4 separate regions of the Mus musculus genome follow, and regions 1, 2 and 4 are each linked to region 3. A link is a contact called in ENCODE Hi-C or POLR2A ChIA-PET data. All regions are on one chromosome and are shown on one strand. Each heading gives the region's core, a stretch centred on a gene start or an enhancer-like site at or near the end of the contact. The rest is flanking DNA. Distances are from core to core; before and after follow the strand shown. Region 1 holds the start of Lrrc61 (leucine rich repeat containing 61). Region 2 holds the start of Gimap5 (GTPase, IMAP family member 5). Region 3 holds the start of Gimap8 (GTPase, IMAP family member 8). Region 4 overlaps Gimap7 (GTPase, IMAP family member 7).

What was found. Hi-C counts contacts between places; a loop is a spot of excess contacts on that map. ChIA-PET counts read pairs that join two places held with the same protein, here RNA polymerase II (POLR2A).
Region 1: POLR2A ChIA-PET joins it to region 3 with 37 read pairs in Patski. The contact joins the promoter of Lrrc61 here to the promoter of Gimap8 in region 3. A Hi-C loop is called at or near these places in 12 of 37 maps with a recorded cell type or tissue (T-helper 2 cell, gastrocnemius, heart and 3 more). POLR2A ChIA-PET finds 5 or more read pairs at or near these places in 1 of 5 experiments (Patski).
Region 2: a map of heart shows a loop between it and region 3 (5-fold over the local background). The contact joins the promoter of Gimap5 here to the promoter of Gimap8 in region 3. A Hi-C loop is called at or near these places in 8 of 37 maps with a recorded cell type or tissue (T-helper 1 cell, T-helper 17 cell, heart and 1 more). POLR2A ChIA-PET finds 5 or more read pairs at or near these places in 1 of 5 experiments (Patski).
Region 4: POLR2A ChIA-PET joins it to region 3 with 15 read pairs in Patski. The contact joins the enhancer-like site here to the promoter of Gimap8 in region 3. A Hi-C loop is called at or near these places in 3 of 37 maps with a recorded cell type or tissue (T-helper 17 cell, gastrocnemius and heart). POLR2A ChIA-PET finds 5 or more read pairs at or near these places in 1 of 5 experiments (Patski).

Annotation. Positions count from the first base shown.
Region 1 is chr6:48,552,507-48,556,115 of GRCm38, reverse strand. Lrrc61 (leucine rich repeat containing 61) reads right to left here and starts at 1,317. Exons shown (of 3, transcript NM_177736.3): 1 at 1,134-1,317.
Region 2 is chr6:48,744,838-48,748,061 of GRCm38, reverse strand. It overlaps Gimap5 (GTPase, IMAP family member 5), which reads right to left and starts at 1,865. Exons shown (of 3, transcript NM_175035.5): 1 at 1,632-1,865.
Region 3 is chr6:48,645,150-48,648,606 of GRCm38, reverse strand. Gimap8 (GTPase, IMAP family member 8) reads right to left here and starts at 1,373. Exons shown (of 6, transcript NM_001077410.1): 1 at 1,322-1,373; 2 at 1,080-1,200. The coding sequence starts at 1,171.
Region 4 is chr6:48,723,717-48,726,968 of GRCm38, reverse strand. It overlaps Gimap7 (GTPase, IMAP family member 7), which reads right to left. Exons shown (of 2, transcript NM_146167.3): 2 at 2,333-3,252. The coding sequence ends at 2,606. Among named protein-coding and RNA genes, the nearest start is that of Gimap7, 6.7 kb to the right of the region's middle. Within about 2 kb of position 1,373, at least 1 of the 3 ENCODE cell types and tissues checked has a DNase peak (open chromatin) inside an H3K27ac peak, as active enhancers do; it is heart, where a contact is called at or near this core.

The DNA of each region.
Region 1 (3,609 bases), core at 68-2,567, 92 kb after region 3:
CTACCCTGTTACACCGCACAAACATACATCCAGGGGCATTCCACAGTCCCACTCTGTGCAAGCTTGCCAGCCTCCTCTCCTCTCACATTCCTACACCTGGGGAAGAAGGAGCTCTAGTCTCCCACACAACCAGAGAATTTAAGCCAGTCAGTGTGAGATGCCAAAGCTTTTAAATTCAGACTCCATTTTAGAGAATCTGACCTAAGCTTGAACTCAGGTAGACTACAGGCCGGTATCTAGCATTAGTATCCAAGTTGTCCCCACAACAAAACCTGAGCCTAGCTCGTCTCTAGGCTAATCCCCAACAAGAGCAGAGTTTCCAAGTTACACCCCTAACAAGACCAGTATCTCCTGGTTATTCCCCCAACAAACCTGCACCCCAGGTTGCAAGCCCAACCCTTGCCTAATGACCACCCATGCAGAGGGGAGCAGAAGTTAAGTTTATGATGTGACTCCCAGCACCAGCCAGTTATATTAAAGGCCAAAGTAGCTTTCCATTTAGATGCTCGCATTCGTATTCCATGTTTGGTGCTTACTATAAAGCCTTGCCACATAGACATTCGGGGCTCCTCCCCCACCAAAACCGTCCTGTGTGAGGGTGGTGCATTGGGGGGGCTTGAGCTAGCTCGAATAGAATAAAGACCCTGCTGTGAGTTGCATCAGATCAGCTCCTGTGTGTGTGTGTGTGTGTGTGTGTGTTTGGCGGGGGGGGGGGGGGGGTCACTAACTTTTCCCTGGCACAACAGTGGAGGATGTTTTAAACAACACTCCGCCATCTTCTGAGCTCACATAGCCAAAGTGACAAAAGCCACGGATAAGTTCCTGCTGGGAGACTACACTTCCCAGCTTCCTTTGGGGACTACTGAAGTCATTTCCACCCATTTCTGACCCCAATAAGGGGCCGCATCCTTCTTCCTTTGTAGGCATTTTTGCCATTTGCATATCTTGTGACAAATGCTCCCTCACCGAGAATAAACAAGACCAAAACTTTTTCCGCCTTTTTCTCTACGGCTGCTCTTTTAAAATAATCTATCACACTAGCGGAACCCTTGTTGTTATGTATACCAAGAGGCTGTGATTGTGGGATAGGAAATCCAATCCTAATGTCTCCTGGCCACCAAGGCAGCACCCACCTCACCGGCCGCGATTGTTACCGGTTAAAGCGTTCTGTCTGTTAACTGCACTCAGAGCAGTGCCTGGGGCTGAGGGCGTGGCCACTAACCGCGGGCGGTTCCAGAAGAATCCAGCATCCCCCAAACAAACAGAACACGCAACTCGGTTTCTGGCGCAGGCCCAGCCGACCCGGAACCTGCGAAAGGCCGGAAGGGGCGGGGAGTGGTGCGACGCAGAAAAAGTTGTTTTTAAGGGACGCGCTGCGGCTGGCAGGGTACGCAAGTGACGCAGATTACACAACCAGAGGAGCTTCTAGCTCTTTGTGCTGGAACCCGCGGCCAGTGCTGCTGGAGGATTTTGTTCCTGTTAGTTTGGTCATTAGCACATTTGACAGAGCGACGTTGGGAAAGGCATTTATGGTTCCTTAACGAATGTGTTCTGTGACATTCAGTATGCTAGGCTGCAGGCCAGTGGTGACCTAGATTTTCTAACCCGATAAACGGTGCCTGGTACGTGCTCGCCCACCCCTCTCCGAACCCTGCCCCTCACAGCGGTGCAGTCATGCTCACCGCCTAGGACTGCAGACAAAAGGTGCCACAATAACGATAAGAAGGACCCCTTGTGGGAACCTTACCCGTATTTTTAGAAAACTACATCAGAATGTTTCCTGAGATAAATGTGCACTGCCTAGTGATATTCCCAAAGGCCTTGCCCCCAGAGATGTCACCAACGCAAACTGCCACCTTTGTAAATGACATTGTCCAACGGATAAAGAGGTCACCTTAACTAGGCACAGGGGAGAATGCCTCTCACTTTCTTTCACAGGCCACTTGGAAATGTCTACATTGGGAGGGTTTTCCATCTCCTGATGCTTTCTGTGCACTCAGACAAAGCAATCCCAGTTCAGTCCACACCCTTCCAGCCTGGGCTGGCTAAGTATAGGCACAGTTTTGTTGTTGTTCACATCTTTGCACTGTATCACAGTGCAAAGTCCTTAATGAATACGTGTTTGATGACGTTCAGTGTGCTAGGCTGCAGGCCAGTGGTGACCTAGCTTTTCTAATCCGTCAAATGGTGCCCGGTATCCATTTGATCTCCCTTGAACTTCTCCATGTGATGGACCAGCCTGAGTCTATTTTAAGATTAGAAGCTATAAATGTTCCTTCTAGGAAGGTGTGGAACCCCAAGAACCGCACAACTCTTAGCAGAGAGAGTGTCCCAATGGTAGACATGGTAGCCTAGGAACCACACAGCTCAGAGGTAGGACAGTGTCCCAATAGAAGAGCGTCCTGAGACACAGGAGCCCAGGAACCACATAGCTCTGAGAGGAAGCCTCCTCAGCAAGAGGCACTGCAGCTCCCAGGGAAGGGTATACCCAGCTGAGCTCTGGAGCCTCAGCCCCGCTCCACTTCTCTTCATTGCTTCTTTGCTTCTTCTGATGCTAAAAAACAAAAACAAAAACAAAAACATCACATCAGGAATCAAATCTCATTTAAAAAAAAACAAAAACAAAAAAAAAAACAAAATAGGGAGGGTCCAGGGAGAGAGGGGACAAATCCAGGAGTGGCTGCCTCTGCTTCCAGGAGCAGACAGCAAGGCTGTTGAACAAAGGGCAGGGCTTATATAGGATTTCTTATGGATGGAGCTTTTCAGGGCAGAGATTTCCAGGTTGAGGATTGGTGGGATTTCAAGTCCTGAGCTTGGAGAGCTCAGAGATTGGTGAGGTTTCCTATTCTGGGATTGGTGGGGGTTTGTGGGAAGCTCAGGGATTGGTGGGTTTTTTTGCTCAGGGACTGGAGGCATTTTTCACCTCCCTTTCCCTGCTTTGGGCCCATGGCTGAGGCGACATCACTGCTGAGCTTCTTGGGAGTCTGAAGAAGAGGTGTCGCCACCGTGGACAGCTCCTGCGCTGGTATTTCATGAAAGTGGTAGGCTGAGTCAGGAAAGAAAGTGCCACCACCATGGACAGCTCCTAGGACTGCCTTAGGCAAGTCACTTAAGAACTACTGAAGCCATCTCCTTAAAAGGTGGAAGAAAGTTCATTCCTGTTTGCTGTAAAACTTGGATTTGACCCTGTCTTGACCCTTTTCTGGAATTTTTCCACACCCTTATACCGAGACCTCCACCCTGATAATATACGATGCTCTGCCAAATAATTTTGAGATGTTCTGCCAAGTTTCTATGTAACCAAAAATCCTTGGAATCCCCTATCTTTGAAGTTTTGGGGCTACTAAAAAAATACCTCAATTTTCCTATGTTCAGAGCTGTCCTCTCAAACCCCACTTTAGGGAGACAGCTTGCTTAATTCAACCAAAAAATTTGAGTTGGTGGTCATTACTTTCGCTAGGTGGAATTAGCACTTATTTCAAAAGTGGAGTGCTCATTTCTCCATGACACAAGGAAGACACAGAGCATGTTATGGTAAGAAATGTTAAGAGTGCCAAGAAAAACTTGTCAAAAGACCTAAGACAGGAAGGAAAACTATTCAAGAAGGAA
Region 2 (3,224 bases), core at 616-3,115, 99 kb before region 3:
TACCCAATGGAGAAAAATAATTACTCAAAGATAAGGGAGGCATCTGTTCTGTTTTGAAGGATTTCAATTTGAACCCAACTTGGTGCTCAGTGTCAGTTGCATGTGTGCAGTGTGACTGTCATAACCAAACTCAGCAAAATTAGCAGGGAAGTTTCTGAATTATTTTCTGAGAAATCAGACATACCACAGGGGACATATGTTCCACTGAGAAACAAATTAGTTGGCAGATATGACTAAATATGCAAATGCACAGAGGTGAAGCAGGGTAATGAGATAGAGACATTAAAATGAGTCACAGATCAAACAGGAGAAGTCAGTCAACAGCCTAGAAACAGAGGGAAGGGGAGGAGGTGTGATGGACATGAAGAGATGTGACTGTTGACCTGCAGAGCACACAACTGTGGGCAGACAGAGTGGAGGTAGAGTTCGTCTACAAAGGGAAAGTTCTGCTAACTTTCCCCAGTGTGGGCAGTGTGTGGGCCGTGGCAACTGACAAGGGTCAGCAGGAAGGCATTACTCAAGGAGAAGGCAGAAGCACAAACCCAAATGTTCATTCTCGTCTGAAAACAGCCAAGCCAGCTTATCAGGACAATTTATTTTACCAAGCAATGAGGACACAGTTCAGTCAGGAAGTTGAGAGAGTCTTTCTTGTCTTCCTTGTTAAGTACCGGCAGGCAACAAGGACGCCTAGGGCAAAGCGCCTGATGCACAAGCTTGGAGACTTGACTCTGAGCACCAGAGCCTGCTTCTGTAATCCCAGCACTATACACAGTGAGGCAGCCTGTGGAGATAGGAGAATCAGCCAGAGGCTGTCAGGCCAGCTAGCCCAGGGTGTGGCAGAAACAAGAGAGAAGCCGTTTCCACCAAGCAGAAGGGTAGAAATGACTTCAGAAAGCTGTCCTCTGATCTCCACAAGTCTCCAGTGGCACCAGTGTATTTCCTCACACAACTAAAACCAAAACAAACATTTTCACTCGCATCTGCTCCACCCATCTGCCCCTCCCCTGTTCCTTTATGTCCAGGTACTAAGAGTCACAGGGCAGGTTAGTAGGCAAGAGTCCTGGAAATAGTACCCTCTACTGTAAAGTTCAGCTGACAACGAGGGTGTTCATACACATCTAAAACATAATACTGTTAACATACCACAGCTTCTTGGGGTATGTTAAGGGAAGGTGTGGGATACCTGGCCATGAAGAATGGGGTGGTTTTCAGACAAGATTCTAAGGTAGAATTCACTGACCTGTCTTTCAGGGAAGGGCTAGACCATATAGGAAGGAACATAGAGGTTTCACTCTGGCTTGTAGAGCCTTAAGAACTCATCCTGCCCTCCTTCAGATGAGGTCTATCTGGCCTAGTAGGCTTTGGGGAGTCTGGGATAAAATGAAGAAATGTGCTCCACCTGCTGGGGGAGCTTGGGAAAGCCTGTGGCTCGGACTTTAATTACTCCTCCATCAAAAAACCATCACCTTTGTTAACTGAGGGTTTCAGAAAGGCGCAGATGGTGAGATGGAAAGCCTAGGGCCTAGGGATGATGGCATGGAAATTTCAGGGCTCTGTCCCACTCTATGCTGTCGCCGACCCTCAATTCACTGCTCTTTCACTGTCCAGGAAACCCAACACACCAAGCTCACCCGAGTGCACAGCGGCTCCCTGGCTCCCAAGCGGCTGTCAGCGCCCTGGCGGGTTCCTCTTTACCCTTACAGGTATGCGGTGGGCCTGTGCCTGCTGAGCAGTGCTCTCACAGAACAGCTACATGCAGAGCCATGAATCCAGAGTCCGAAGGCAGGAAAAGAAAGCCCATGGTGACGGAATACACACTGCCCTGCAGACTATATCCCCTCGGGTAGGTGGAAAGGCCTTGAACATTTGCCAGAACACAGTGAAACTGCTTTAGTCAATGACCACTTCCTGTGGAAAGCCTCCCGGCCCTACTCATTTCCCCTTCAGGGGGTGTTGAGGGCACAGTTCTCGGAGCCTGAGAAGTGGAAGACAGCCACCCTTTTCAAGAAAGCCCATGTGTGGCTGGAAAGTGCTGCGTCCCAGGTTCCCCATCAGCACCCAAGCTGAGCATCTGCACTTCCCCAAGCTCCTGGGGTCTCATGTCACAGGCTCTGCATTCAGAACTCCTAAAGAGGGACAGAAAAGCAGCACTGGCCCCGGAGAACCCGGACTGCCCCCTCTCAAAGAGCAGCTAAGCTCAGACAGGAGACCCGGTACTGGCTACCCCTTCTTTGCTATTTGTTGACACAGCCATAGGTGGTCATTGTACAGTTTCTCGCCTATGGAATGTCCAGATGGGCAGGGTGAAGTATTTCTTTACCTTTGTACCTGTTAAGTTTAAGCCTTGAACATAATACACAGTGCTGGCTTATGCAAGGTGATTCTCATCTCAGAGAATTCCCCCATGATGCTTTCTATTGTCAGGAAAGTATACTTGGCTCTCTGTTGTGAACACTAGGGTTTCAAGGGGTCTAGGGAGGTGACATTCTAAGAGACTGCACAGAAAGTGGGGGGGGGGGGGGAGGAAGGAAGAGAGATGAAAGGAGGGAAGGACAGTTAGTTTAAAGCTAGGTAGATAAAGCCCTCTGCTTGTATTTTTAAGAGAAGACATAACTGAAGTTAAGCATGGTGGCTTATTCTTATCCTAGTTTGTCAGGGGATTGCAGCAGGATTGCCTTGAGTTAGAAGCCAGCCTAAGCCACTGTGTGAGTCAGTCTAATAAAAAGCCTTAGCCTCAAGAAGATGTAGCAGCATCCTTTATTAGTGTCTCTGTCCTTTATCTTAAACTCAGTAGCGACCAGCTGTGCCTGCTAGTTGCTAGAGCTTGTTATGTCCTTAGGGCAAGAGGAAGGTCTGCAACCGAGAGGGCCCTGCAGTCAGGCTTCAGCTGAAGCTAGATCCCTACATTCCCAGGGTGCTAGGGAGGTTCTGGATGTTTGCAATTCAAAGAGAGGCTGCTGTGAGCACAAGATCCTCCCACTCTTCAACTCAAAACAGTTTTTTGTTTTTGTTTTTGTTTTGTTTTGTTTGTTTGTTTTTTTTTGTTTGTTTTTTGTTTTTTTTTTAAAGATGTACATCTCAAGGCAAAGGCAAAGAGGGAGAACAAAAGGTCCTAAGAGGTTTGGGTTTCATTATTATCATCATCATCATTATTTTTTTTATTATTTTTAAGAAAGAAAGGAAAAGAGAATTCCGAGTGATGGTTCTGTCCCATTGAAGAGATT
Region 3 (3,457 bases), core at 124-2,623:
TCTGAATGCCCATCAAAAACTGACCTCAGCAAAGGAAGAGCTTGATCATCAAGCTGACAGGGTGACCCATTCTGTTGGTGCCAGTCATCCTCTTCCCCAGTCACCTGATCATCAGCCAACAATCTCATCACAGTGGCCACAGTAACATGGATAGGGACTATACATGGGTCTGGTAATATCAAAGTATACAGTGCCATCTCTCTATAGCAGGATTCATGGGTCAGCAATTCATGGGTAAAAATCAAATGGGAACGACACTACTTGACCTCAGCAAAATCTTTGCTTCCAGTCCCCAAGATCTTACACTTTGTTAGCACAGAGGTCTTGGCTACAAAGAGCAAAATGTTTCCACCAAAAGACAATCATCACCCTATCCTGGCAGTTGAGTGAGTAAGTCTGTGAGTCCCGCTCTGTCTTCCCTGGATATTGCCCAAGGGTACCACGAGTTCAACCATTGGAAGGAGCTTCTGTGATTCATCCCACATCAAGGTGCAAGTGGTCCCAGAGAAAAGAGATCAGAGAGGCCTCCAGAGCCCAGCGGGGGAAGACGTTTAGTCCTAGACAGTGAGTCAGTCAGCATAAGAAAAGGAGTTAGCAGGTGAGGGCCAGTTTGGATTAAATGTACATAAACTCAAGACTTCCTTCAATACATGACTAACTGGATCTTTCTGTGAAAGGACTGGAAATTGTTCGAAGAGAGAATATAGGACATAGATACTGCCATCTGCTTCTCCAGGAGACCAACAGTCCCAGTGACAACCAGTGACTTCCTTCTGGGAGTCCAACCCCTGAGACACTCCCTGCTGGATCTTGAACCTCCCTGTCTGCCACACTTCTGTCCTCTTCTTCCTCCTTAGGTGTGAAGCCTTTCCCCACAGACCTCCTGGCAGGCAGCTGTTCCACATTCTTTCTTGGGAAAAATACGGTACATCCCTACTGGATCTGGTTGGAGTGACATAATTCCAGCTCTTGAAATCCAACCCAACACAGGGCAGACTGCCTTCCACAGTCTAAACTTATCACCCCCCCCCAAGCTATAATAGACCCCCCCCACACACACACACACCTCTGAAACATACCTCGGTCTTTCCCCCTGTCCTACTGATGCTTCACAGCTTCTGTGCTCTGCCTGGCTTCCTGCAGCTGCTCCTTGGTGGGATGAAGTCGCCATCTCTGCCCTCAGGTCAGTGGAAGCAAATCCTAAAGAGGGCCAAGAGCCACACAAGGAGAGTTAAAGATTTACCAGGCCACCCCAGTCTCCCTGGCAGGAGGATTTCCAAATGTTTCTAGGAAGAAAGAGGTTTCTAGAAGCATGTCTTACATCAGTAGAGCCTGAGAAGGAGCTCAGAGCACATAGGATGAACACGGAAGGGGCTTAGGGAGGGGCCGGTGTGAACACAAAGGCACAGGTCTTCTGGAGATGCCCTTGGGTGCCACCATGTGGCTGTGGGAGCACAGTCATTCACACTGCTACAGACAAAGATGGTAACAGAAAGGCCTACTTGGGTCTTGTCCTAGTAAGCTTCAGCTATGAATGTAACACAGACCTAGAGTCATCTGGGTAGAAAAAAAAAAAAAACAAAAAAAACACGACTGAATGATTGCCTATAACAGACTGGCCTGTGGCCATGCCTGAGAGCCATTTTCTTAATTGCTGATTTATATTAGAGTCCGTCAGGGTGGCCTGTGTCATCCCTCGGCAGGTGGCCCGAGCTGTGTAAGAAAGGCAGCTGAGCAAGCCAGAGGGAAAGGTAAGCAGCATTCCTTCATGGTCTCGGCTTTAGCTCCTGTCTCCAGGTTCCTGCCTGGAGCTCCTGCCCTGGCCTCTCTCCTGCAGATTATCACTTGTAGACTGAAATCAACCTTTTCCTCCTCAAGTTGCTTTTGGTCTTGATGTTTATCGCAGCAACAGAAAAGCAAACTAGATCAGGTCTATTCTTTGCAAAGACCAAAATCGGAAGTTTTTGATGAAGTCAGTTTGGGAGTAAAACCCAGCAGACTTTCCTCTTGGCTCATCCCCACCACCGTCTCCCTCAGCCTGGACTGATCACACAATGTAGATAAAACTACAAAGGAACCATTTGCTTTCTCCCAGAATAAAGTGCTCCCTCATAGATGAGAAAAAGCTTTCCCCCAGCTAGCAAAACACAGAAATGTTTGAACCTGAGTTTTCATATGACTCACAGAACTCACTGTGTCCCAGCGACCTAATCTGATCTGTACTTCCTAAGCAAGGGGCACACTGAGAACAGCATGGTTTCCTTGTTAGAAGTCTAAAGTGACGTGTGCTTATGCTATAAGGATCCTGAAGGATTTGGGGAACAGGGCACATACAGACTCATACACTGGCAAAGAAAACTGCCCTATCCCCCTCCCCCTCCCATTCACTCACCTCACCTTAATAAAGAAGGTCCACTCATAGAACAGTCCCCACCTCCCCTGGGCACCAGGTCAGTGCATAGAATACCATCTAATTAAAATGTTGAGGTGAAAACTATAGACTAGGATATACAGGTGCCTGTGAGGCTGAGCTAAGGGCTAGCAAGCTCTTGCTGCTCCAAAACTGAGAAGCCATGGACTTGGGGGCGGGTCGGGGGGAAGGGCAGGCGTCCTAAATGAAATAATAAGCTTTGGAAGAGTGCTTAAAGTGAAATTAAAGCTTCTCACAACTTCTTCGTGACTTAGCAGGTCGACGATTGGTTTGCTGAATGATTTTGCTCTGCGGCCTTTCTGGTTTGGCTCTAAGGAAGGATGGGGTCTCCTGCCCTCTAGTGGCCGTGTGTAACGACACATGGAGCAAATGAGAACCTGAAAGGTCCCTGCTGACTCTCCTAGCTCTCAGTAGGGACAGGACAAAGTGGGACTATAAACTAACAGAAATTGCATAAGGAGAAAGATGCGGTCATGCAAGGAGGAGTCTACGACGGCCATGAATTGTGTTAGACACAGAGGCTAATCTGTGCGTCACGCACTTTAAGACCAGCACTTGGGAGGCAGAGGCAGGTGAAGCTCTGTGAGGTCCAGGCCAGCCGGAGCTACATAGTGAAACTATGTCTCCAAACACAAACAAAAAAGAAGAGGGAACATTTGCAAGGATCCCACAGTCTCAAGTCAGGGAAGCCGCGGAGCCTGCCACAGTGAAACTACCTATGGGGTGTGAGCACCGTGGTATGTTGGCGAGCCGTGGGAGCAAGGGAGAATATGTGCTGTGGAAACCCCCACTTCCCTTCTGCAGTTGACAGACAGTAGCGGAGGCTACATTTGATGGAACCTGTGAGTGAGGAGGATGATAGCGCACTGTAATCTGGAAGGGTCAGGAGCTACGTTTCCCCCTGGGAGGTTTCTCGCTTTTGGTGTGTGGTGTGAAGACATTCAGGGAAAGTTTTCTGGAGTGCTCTGAAGATCTCCTTTTCTGCCCGCTCCTGTTCCTGTCCTGGTGCTCAGTGCTGCTTTTGAG
Region 4 (3,252 bases), core at 124-2,623, 78 kb before region 3:
CATTCTAAAATGGAACTTCTGCCCAGTATGGTGATGTACACCTATAATCCAAGCACTCAGAAGGCTGAGGCAGGAGGATTATGAGTTTCCAGGCAAGCTTGGGAAACTTAAAATCAATCAATAAATCAATCAATCAATCAAGCAAGCAAGCAAGCAAGCAAGCAAGCACTAGGGATATAGCTATGTGGTTACACAATTGCTAATGATCCTGGAGGCTTGGGATCCATCCCCAGCACCACAATAGCAAACGTACCAATTGATGACATGTGCAGTGTAAGTAAGACCTCATTAGCAATGCCAAAATGTTCAAATGAAACATGCAGTAAAAAACAGTGTGTGTGTGTGTGTGTGTGTGTGTGTGTGTGTGTGTGTGTGTGTGTGTTGTAAGTGTAAATGGAGAAGGATGGAGGAGAGCTATCTGAGGTAGAATTATGTTCTGGGGGCTTCAAGGGCAGGGCACATTGCTGGACTGTCATTCTGAAACCAGATGTAATGCCTTAGAAAATGGCCAGGACACACACACACACACATACACACACACACACACACACACACACACACAGAGAGAGAGAGAGAGAGAGAGAGAGAGAGAGAGAGAGAGAGAGAGTTTATTAAGGTAAAACTCAACCGTGCTAAGAAAATTGCTCATCACAGAGATATTTATTCTGAGAGACAATTACCCATTTGTTTTTAGAGTATATATTTAACATTGTTTACTTAATAACTATTGGGTTCTTCTAACCATGTGTTCATGGATAGCTTCTGGATGCAAAAGTTCACACTCTGGTTGGGCAGGTGTTTGGAATCACAGCTGTCAGAGAATTTCAGGAATTAGCAAGAAGGAGCCAGAGATCACAATGACTACATTAGTCTAAGGGCAATCAACTGACCTTTAGCTGGTATCAGGAATATCTTAATCCCATCTGCTACGTTTTGTAAAGCAAGGTATGGTGGGCAGAGCACACCCTCCCCCAAGGTACCACTCTAGAATAGATGAAATTTATTTGGGGAAAGTGGGGATTGAGAAGAGAGGAGAGGCAAAGAAAGAAAGGGTGGAGAGAGAGAGAGAGAGAGAGAGAGAGAGAGAGAGAGAGAGAGAGAGAGAGAGAGAGAGATGCCAGCAGGAAACACGTGAAGAGAGAAGGGGAGAGAAGAGAGGGCAGAGAGGGAGAGAAAAGGGTTAGAGAGTGAGAGGCCAAAGTCTTTTTATAGAGCAACCAGGCTGTTGCTAGGTAACTGTTGAGCAGAGCCTAGAAAGAATGCTAACATACTAACACCACCAATTATACAAAGAAGGTCAAGTAAAGGAGAAAAGGAAATGGGTTTTGGGCATGGGCCAGAAGTTTCCTCAGCTGGGTTGCAGGTATTCATAGCTACATCACCCCTGGGGTGGAGACTGCTAGTCAGATTCTGAGCCTCTCCTGCTGAGTGGCTCTCTCTCTCTCTCTCTCTCTCTCTCTCTCTCTCTCTCCCTTTCTTTCTCTGCCTCTCCTCTCTTCTTAACCCCCCACTTTCCCCAAATAAACTTCATCTATTCTAGAGTGGTACCTTGGGGGGGGGGTGCTCTGCCCACCATACCTTGCTTTACAAAACATAGCAGATGGGATTAAGATATTCCTGATAACAGCTAAAGGTCAGTTGTTTGCCATTAGACTAATGTGGGACATGATTGTTTCTTTGGAATGTGTGTGCTTCTATTCCTATTTCTAATCACCAATTAAAATTACCAGTTGCCATTTTTCATATCCTAATAGAGCTTCACCAAAGACACAAGAACTGGGCAAATGCTGAAGGAAAATCTGAACAAAATGGAACCAACTCATCCAGAATACCAAAACCCTGAATTCACAGAACAATGAGCATCTAACATCCTATAGTCAAGAGGGATATGGTCTTCATTCAAGCACTGACCCTCAGTCACAAGGTCTAGGACAGTTTCTTACAGACAGTGTGGGGAGACACTTTTTCCTCTCTGCCTGTCCTTGTGTTCTGGCCCACATATACTATGTGTCAGTAAATCATTCCCTGTGGGCAGCAGAGGCTGCGTGGAGTTAGCATTAACCACTGTGAGGGAGGGAGTGACTGAAGAACTACAACGAAAAGCTTGGAGATGCTTCCTAGAGGAAACACTGGTATGTGGTAGTGATGGGGATGTAGGGGGTTGGGGAGCAGTGGTTAAGAATTTGACTTTGAAATCTAGAACAAAAGTTCCTATATTTCCCTAACACCATAGATGATCGCCTTTAACAATAAAATCGGAGCTACAAACTGAGAAAAGGCTATATTCTGCCTTTTCTGTTAATGTGACAAAAAAAAGTCTCACAGAAGCAACTTAAGGGAAGCAGTGTTTATTTGGGCTCATGGTTACAGAGGCATTTCAGTGCATCATAGTGGGAACGGTAGGACAGGCTAGCATTGGGAGCAGAGGGCCGAGTGTGATCCATCCAGCCTTGGAGCCTGGCACTGAGCCCTGACTCTGGTACACTGAATCCCTGGCTTTGCTATCTCTTAAATCTGCAAATGGCTGTTAGAAAAGGGTCAGCAGGGAGAGTGGTCAGGAGTGAGGTGGAAAAATGCGCAGAAGAAGTGAAAAAATGCAGACTGCTTATGAAAAAAGATGCCATATTTTCAAAAGAACTTTCTTAACTTCTTCAATAATCTGGTTGAATATGTTCTTCTCTGCTTCCTCACGAAGGTTTCTTATCTTCAGATTGTAATTTTCCCTAATGGCTTGTATTTTTTTCTCTCTTTCCTGAGCACTAAATTTCCTAAGAGCATACTCCTCCTCCACTATTCTAATCTCCTTCTCTGGTAGGTCAGTGTAAATTTTCCTCAAGATCTCCACTTGCTTCTTCAGCCTTCGCTCCGCGTCCTTGTATACGGGATGGGAGAAGTAGAGACCACCATTGTTCTGCACCAGGGTTTCTACAAGCCCCATCAGCTCCTGCACCTGCGTTTCCCTCTCAGCCCTCTCTGCTTTGTTATTGATGGCCAGGCAGCGATTGCCACACTCCTTGATGATGCTTTTCAGGTTTGTATCTGAGTCAGCAATGAAGTCGCTTAAGCTCTGGTCCTCCAGATCATCTTTGCGGGTGAACAAGACAATCATGTACTTCATGACTTCCTCCCCAAAGATAGCCTTGATCCTGATAACAGTTTCTTGCTCTTCCACCGTGAAGCGGTTCAGTTGCAGAACCAGAATGATGGCATGAGGCCCAGGGCAGGACTGGAGGACACACCGGCTGATTTCAA